2 separate regions of the Homo sapiens genome follow, and region 1 is linked to region 2. A link is an interaction called in ENCODE POLR2A ChIA-PET data of the cell type or tissue named here. Cell type or tissue: A673. All regions are shown on one strand.

Region 1 (2,500 bases), 410 kb before region 2:
CAGGCGGATAACCTGAGGTCAGGAGTTCAAGACCAGCCTGGTCAACATGGTGAAAACCTGTCTCTACTAAAAATACAAAAATTAGCCAGGCATAGTGGCTCACGCCCGTAATCCCAGCTACTCGGGAGGCTGAGGCAGGAGAATTGCTTGAACCCGGAAGGCGGGGTCTGCAGTGAGCTGAGACTGCGCCACTGCACTCCAGCCTGGGCGACAGAGCAAGACTCCAGCTCAAAAAAAAAAAAAGAGAGACTTGGTCAGGTGGAGTGGTTCCCGCCTGTAATCCCAGCACTTTGGGAGGCTGAGGCGGGCGGATCACAAGGTCAAGATATCAAGACTATCCTGGCCAACATGATGAAACCCCATCTCTACTAAAAATACAAAAATTAGCTGGGCGTGGTGGTGCATCCCTGTCATCCCAGCTACTCGGGAGGCTGAGGCAGAAGAACTGCTTGAACCCGAGAGACGGAGGTTGCAGTGAGCCGAGATGGTGCCACTGCACTCCAGCCTGGCTACAGAGCGATAGGACCTACATATATAAAAGTATACGATAAAGGTAACATTTCATATAGAAGGGGAAGGAACTGATTATTTCAAAGACTGCTCAGAAAATTAGGTCACAACTGGAAAGAAAAAAAAATGCTTCCGCCCGGCATGGTGACTCACGTGAGCCTATAATCCCAGCACTTTGGGAGGCCTTGGCGGGTGGATCACCTGAGGTCAGGAGCATGAGACCAGCCTGACCAATATGATGAAACCCCATCTCTACTAAAAATACAAAAATTAGTGAGGCATGGTGGTGGGTGCCTGTAATCCCAGCTATCTGGGAGGCTGATACAGGAGAATCGCTTGAACACGGGAGGCGGAGGTTGGAGTGAGCTGAGATCACACCATTGCACTCCAGCCTGGGCAACAAGAGCGAAACTCCGTCCCAAAAAAAAAAAAAATTGCTTCCATATTAGCCGGGCATGGTGACACGTGCCTGTTCCCAGCTACTCTGGAGGCTGAGGCAGGAGAATCACTTGAACCAGGGAGGCAGTGGTGGCAGTGAGAAGATCGTGCCACTGCACTCCAGCCTGGGCGACAGTGAGACCCTGTCTCAAATAAATAAATAAATAAATAAATAAATAAATAAATAAATAAATAAATAAAAAGCTTTCTTCCTCCTACCACTTATTTTTTAAAAACTCATATAGATTAATAGGGAGGCAGAGGTGGGCAGATCACCTGAGGTCAGGAGTTCGAGATCAGCCTGGCCAATATGGCAAAACCCTGTCTCCACTAAAAAATACAAAAATTAGCTGGGCGTGGTGTCTCACACCTGTAATCTCAGCTACTCAAGAGGCTGTGGCATAAGAATTGCTTGAACCCTCAAGACAGAGGTTGCAGCAAGCAGAAATCATGCCTAGGTGACAGAGCAAAACTCAGTCCCCCAAAAAATCATATAAATAGTCAAATGTTGAAGGAATGGATGGTTAGAAAATAAAATTAAAAATTAAAAAAGATTCAAATGTAGATCTAAACCATATGTAGAAATAATACGAATGAAAAATCCATTTATAATTTTGTATAGACCTTCTAAACATGTTACCAAAGTCAGAATACAAAAATTGAATACATTAGATTTGGCCTAGTTTTGAAGGACCTGTTTTGAAGCACGTTGGGAGGCCGAGGTGGGTGGATCACCTGAGGTCAGGAGTTCAAGATCAGCCTGGCCAACATGGTGAAACACCGTCTCTACTAAAAAAATACAAAAATTAGCTGAGTGTGGTGGTGCACACCTGTAATCCCAGCTACTCAGGAGGCTGAGGCAGGACAATCGCTTGAACGTGGGAGGTGGAGGTTGCAGTGAGCCGAGATCACACCACCGCACTCCAGCCTGGGCAGCAGAGTAAGACTCGGTGTCAAAAAAAAAAAAAAAGAATGTCAGATTTGACAGATAAATAGTAGTTAATTAGGTGAAGGAGGGAGAGGTAATATTATAGACATATGCAAACACTGTTGAGGGATGAGGTCTAGCACACACAAGGAACTAAGAAAAGGCCAAAGTAGCAGGAGTATAGGAAGCAAATGGGAAAGAGGAAAAGGAAGAAGGTAAAGAGGAAAAACAGGGGCCAAAACATGCAAGCTTTTTTTAAGCCTTATTAAGAAATTTGGTCTTTATCCTAAGAGCAAAATAAGGCGAGGTGCGGTGCCTCATGCCTGTAATCCCAGCAGTTTGGGAGGCTGAGGTGGGTGGATCACCTGAGGTCAGGAGTTCAAGATCAGCCTGGCCAACATGGTGAAACACCATCTCTACTAAAAAAAATACAAAAATTAGCTGGGTGTGGTGGTGTGCACCTGTAATCCCAGCTACTCAGGAGGTTGAGGCAGGACAATCGCCTGAACATGGGAGGTGGAGGTTGCAGTGAGCCGAGATCACACCACCGCACTCCAGCCTGGGCGACAGGGCAAGACTCTGTCTCACAAAAAAAAAAAAAAAAAAAAGATCAAAATAAGGAGT
Region 2 (2,500 bases):
TATCTCTTTCTACTTTTTAAAATGAACATGAGCTTTAACTTGATGCCAAATAATTAACTTAGAAATAAAATTCCCAAGGAAACCTTAAAGGACAGTAAAAGACTTAAAATGATAGCAAGCAAGGTACTTCAGAGCAAAGAAAATAAAGCTGAAAGAAAAAGCATACAGAGCACGCCTGTAATCCCAGCACTTTGGGAGGCTGAGGCGGGTGGATCACGAGGTCAGGAGTTCGAGACCAGCCTGGCCAACATAGTGAAATCCCGTCTCTACTAAAAATACAAATTGAGCCAGGTGTGGTGGCATGAGCATGTAGTCCCAGCTACTCAGGAGGCTGAGGCAGGAGAACTGCTTGAACCCAGGAGGTGGAGGCTGCAGGGAGCCGAGACAGCGCCACGGCACTACAGCCTGTGTAACAGAGCATGATTCTGTCTCAAAAAATAAAATAAAAATAAAATAAAAAGCCTATGGAAAAGGATTCCTCCATTCTTAATAACCTTGAACATTATTATTACCTTGGTCCCTAGGCAAAAACGAAATTTGGGTCAGGTTTCTTCCCCTGAAACAATGGCATGACCATGCCACTCTTCTGTTAAAGTCACAGCTCCTCTCCAGAACTGGTCTCATGAACTCCTCTCCAGAACTGGCCCTATAACCCAGCAAGGTAATGTCTTTACATGTTTCCTCTCTCTGCCTAAGATATTCTTCAAAACCTTTCTTCATCTGGGTTACTCCTACTCATTGTTTAGATTTCAGTTCATAAGTTGCTTTCTCCAAAAAGCTTTCCCTGACACTCTGCAGACTATTTTAGATACAATTGCCATGCTCTACCACAGCAACCTACACTTCCCCCTTCAGATACTTTATTACGACGACTTATTTGTTGGTCTCCTTTGCCCTGCTAGACTATAAAACTTATAAAGACTGGGACTATGATAGGGAGTAACCAGATCGTATTTTAAATGTCTCCCTCCCTCCCAGTCAAAACAGGCTTACTGCTGCACTATATAACACTGTCGATATATCTGTGCATTTGCTTATATGGTCCCTCCCTCCATATCCCGTCTCATAGAAATGTCACTGGATCATGTCCATAAAATTTCCTGCCTTTCCCAGGCTATAGTGAGTTTTACATTCTCTGAATATTTGTGGTATTTTTATCTTGTATTCCACAATCTAATTTATTTATTTATTTTTTGAGACAGAGTCTCACTCCCTCCCCCAGGCTTGAGTGCAGTGGTGCAATCTCAACTCACTGCAACCTCTGCCTCCCGGGTTCAAGCAATTCTCATGCCTCAGCCTCTCAAGCAGCTGGGATTACAGGCATGCGACGCCACACCCAGATGGTTTTCGTATTTTTATTAGAGATGGGGTTTTCCCACGTTGGCCAGGCTAGTCTCCAACTCTGACCTCAAGTGATCTGCCCGCCTGGGCCTCCCAAAGTGCTGGGATTACAGGCATACAGGCATGAAATTGCTCAGCCTCCACAATCTAATTTAATTACAAAATAAATATGACAATGTTAATACTTTGAGAAAAGCAATGTTTCTCTCAAACCAAAACCAAAGAACCAGTGGTACAATATTAATGCATAATATTAAACAAATATCTTTAGAGCATTCCCCCTCATTCAATTAAAAAATCATAAACATAAAATAAAATTAAAATTAAAAATTATTTTCTCTCCTTCATTAAACTGGAAGAATCACAAGCTTTAGAAAGTATTCAGATCTGTGTCTGATTCCCAGCTCTGGCACTTATGGACCACATGACATTGGACAAGTGACTGAGCTCGTCTCCTCATATGCAACAAGAGAATCAACATATCTACCCTGCAAAACCGCTCTAAGGGTTAGAGAGAAGCTGTTAGCAATATATACTAAGTATCTAAGATAATCTTAAAAAAAAAACAAACTGGCTGCTAACATTTATAGTTCAATTACTACTGGATGTGAGGAAAAAGGAAGATTAAGGTGAGCTAGGTTTTTGGATAAAAAACTGGGTTCCTGACTGGAAAAGAAACAGATTTGGCATGGTGAAAAACAAAAACAAAAACAAAAACAAAACAAAAAAAAACCTCTTATAGAGACGATATATTTCAGATGCATACTACAAGTCCAAATGAAGGTAGTTAGATACTGGAGGCAGAGAAAAGGCCAGGACTGAAAAGATAAAGTTGGGAAGTTTAAGTCTAGAGGTAGTGTTAAAAGTCATGGACCAGTCGGGTGTGGTGGCTCACACCTTTAATCCCAGCACTTTGGCAGGCCAAGGTGGGAGGATTGCTTAAGGCCAGGAGCTCCAGATCAGCCTGGGTCACATAGCAAGATACCATCTCTACAATAAATTTAAAAATTAGCCGGGCATGGTGGACACGCCTGTAGTCCCAGCTACTCCTCAGGAGGCTGAGGTGGGAGGATCAACTGAGTCCAGAGGTCAGGGCTGCAGTGAGCCATGATCATGCCACTGTCTCTAGCCTGGATGACAGAGCAAGACTCGGTCTCTT

The links. ChIA-PET counts read pairs that join two places held together with the same protein. Peaks named below come from ENCODE experiments on the same cell type or tissue, not always from the same donor. Only the 100,000 strongest peaks of a DNase experiment are listed, where the experiment ranks them.
Region 1: POLR2A ChIA-PET joins it to region 2 with 5 read pairs; 4 of 35 experiments call an interaction of 5 or more read pairs at or near these places.

Annotation. Positions count from the first base shown.
Region 1 is chr17:58,683,533-58,686,032 of GRCh38, forward strand. The region is part of intron 1 of TEX14 (testis expressed 14, intercellular bridge forming factor); the gene reads right to left. All of the region lies in intron 1 of IGBP1C (IGBP1 family member C), which reads right to left. Among named protein-coding and RNA genes, the nearest start is that of IGBP1C, 7.3 kb to the right of the region's middle. In A673, no CTCF peak of the experiment used is centred here; no DNase peak of the experiment used is centred here.
Region 2 is chr17:59,092,718-59,095,217 of GRCh38, forward strand. The region is part of intron 2 of TRIM37 (tripartite motif containing 37); the gene reads right to left. Among named protein-coding and RNA genes, the nearest start is that of TRIM37, 13 kb to the right of the region's middle. In A673, no CTCF peak of the experiment used is centred here; a DNase peak (open chromatin) is centred at 1,084; H3K27ac peaks cover 843 bases.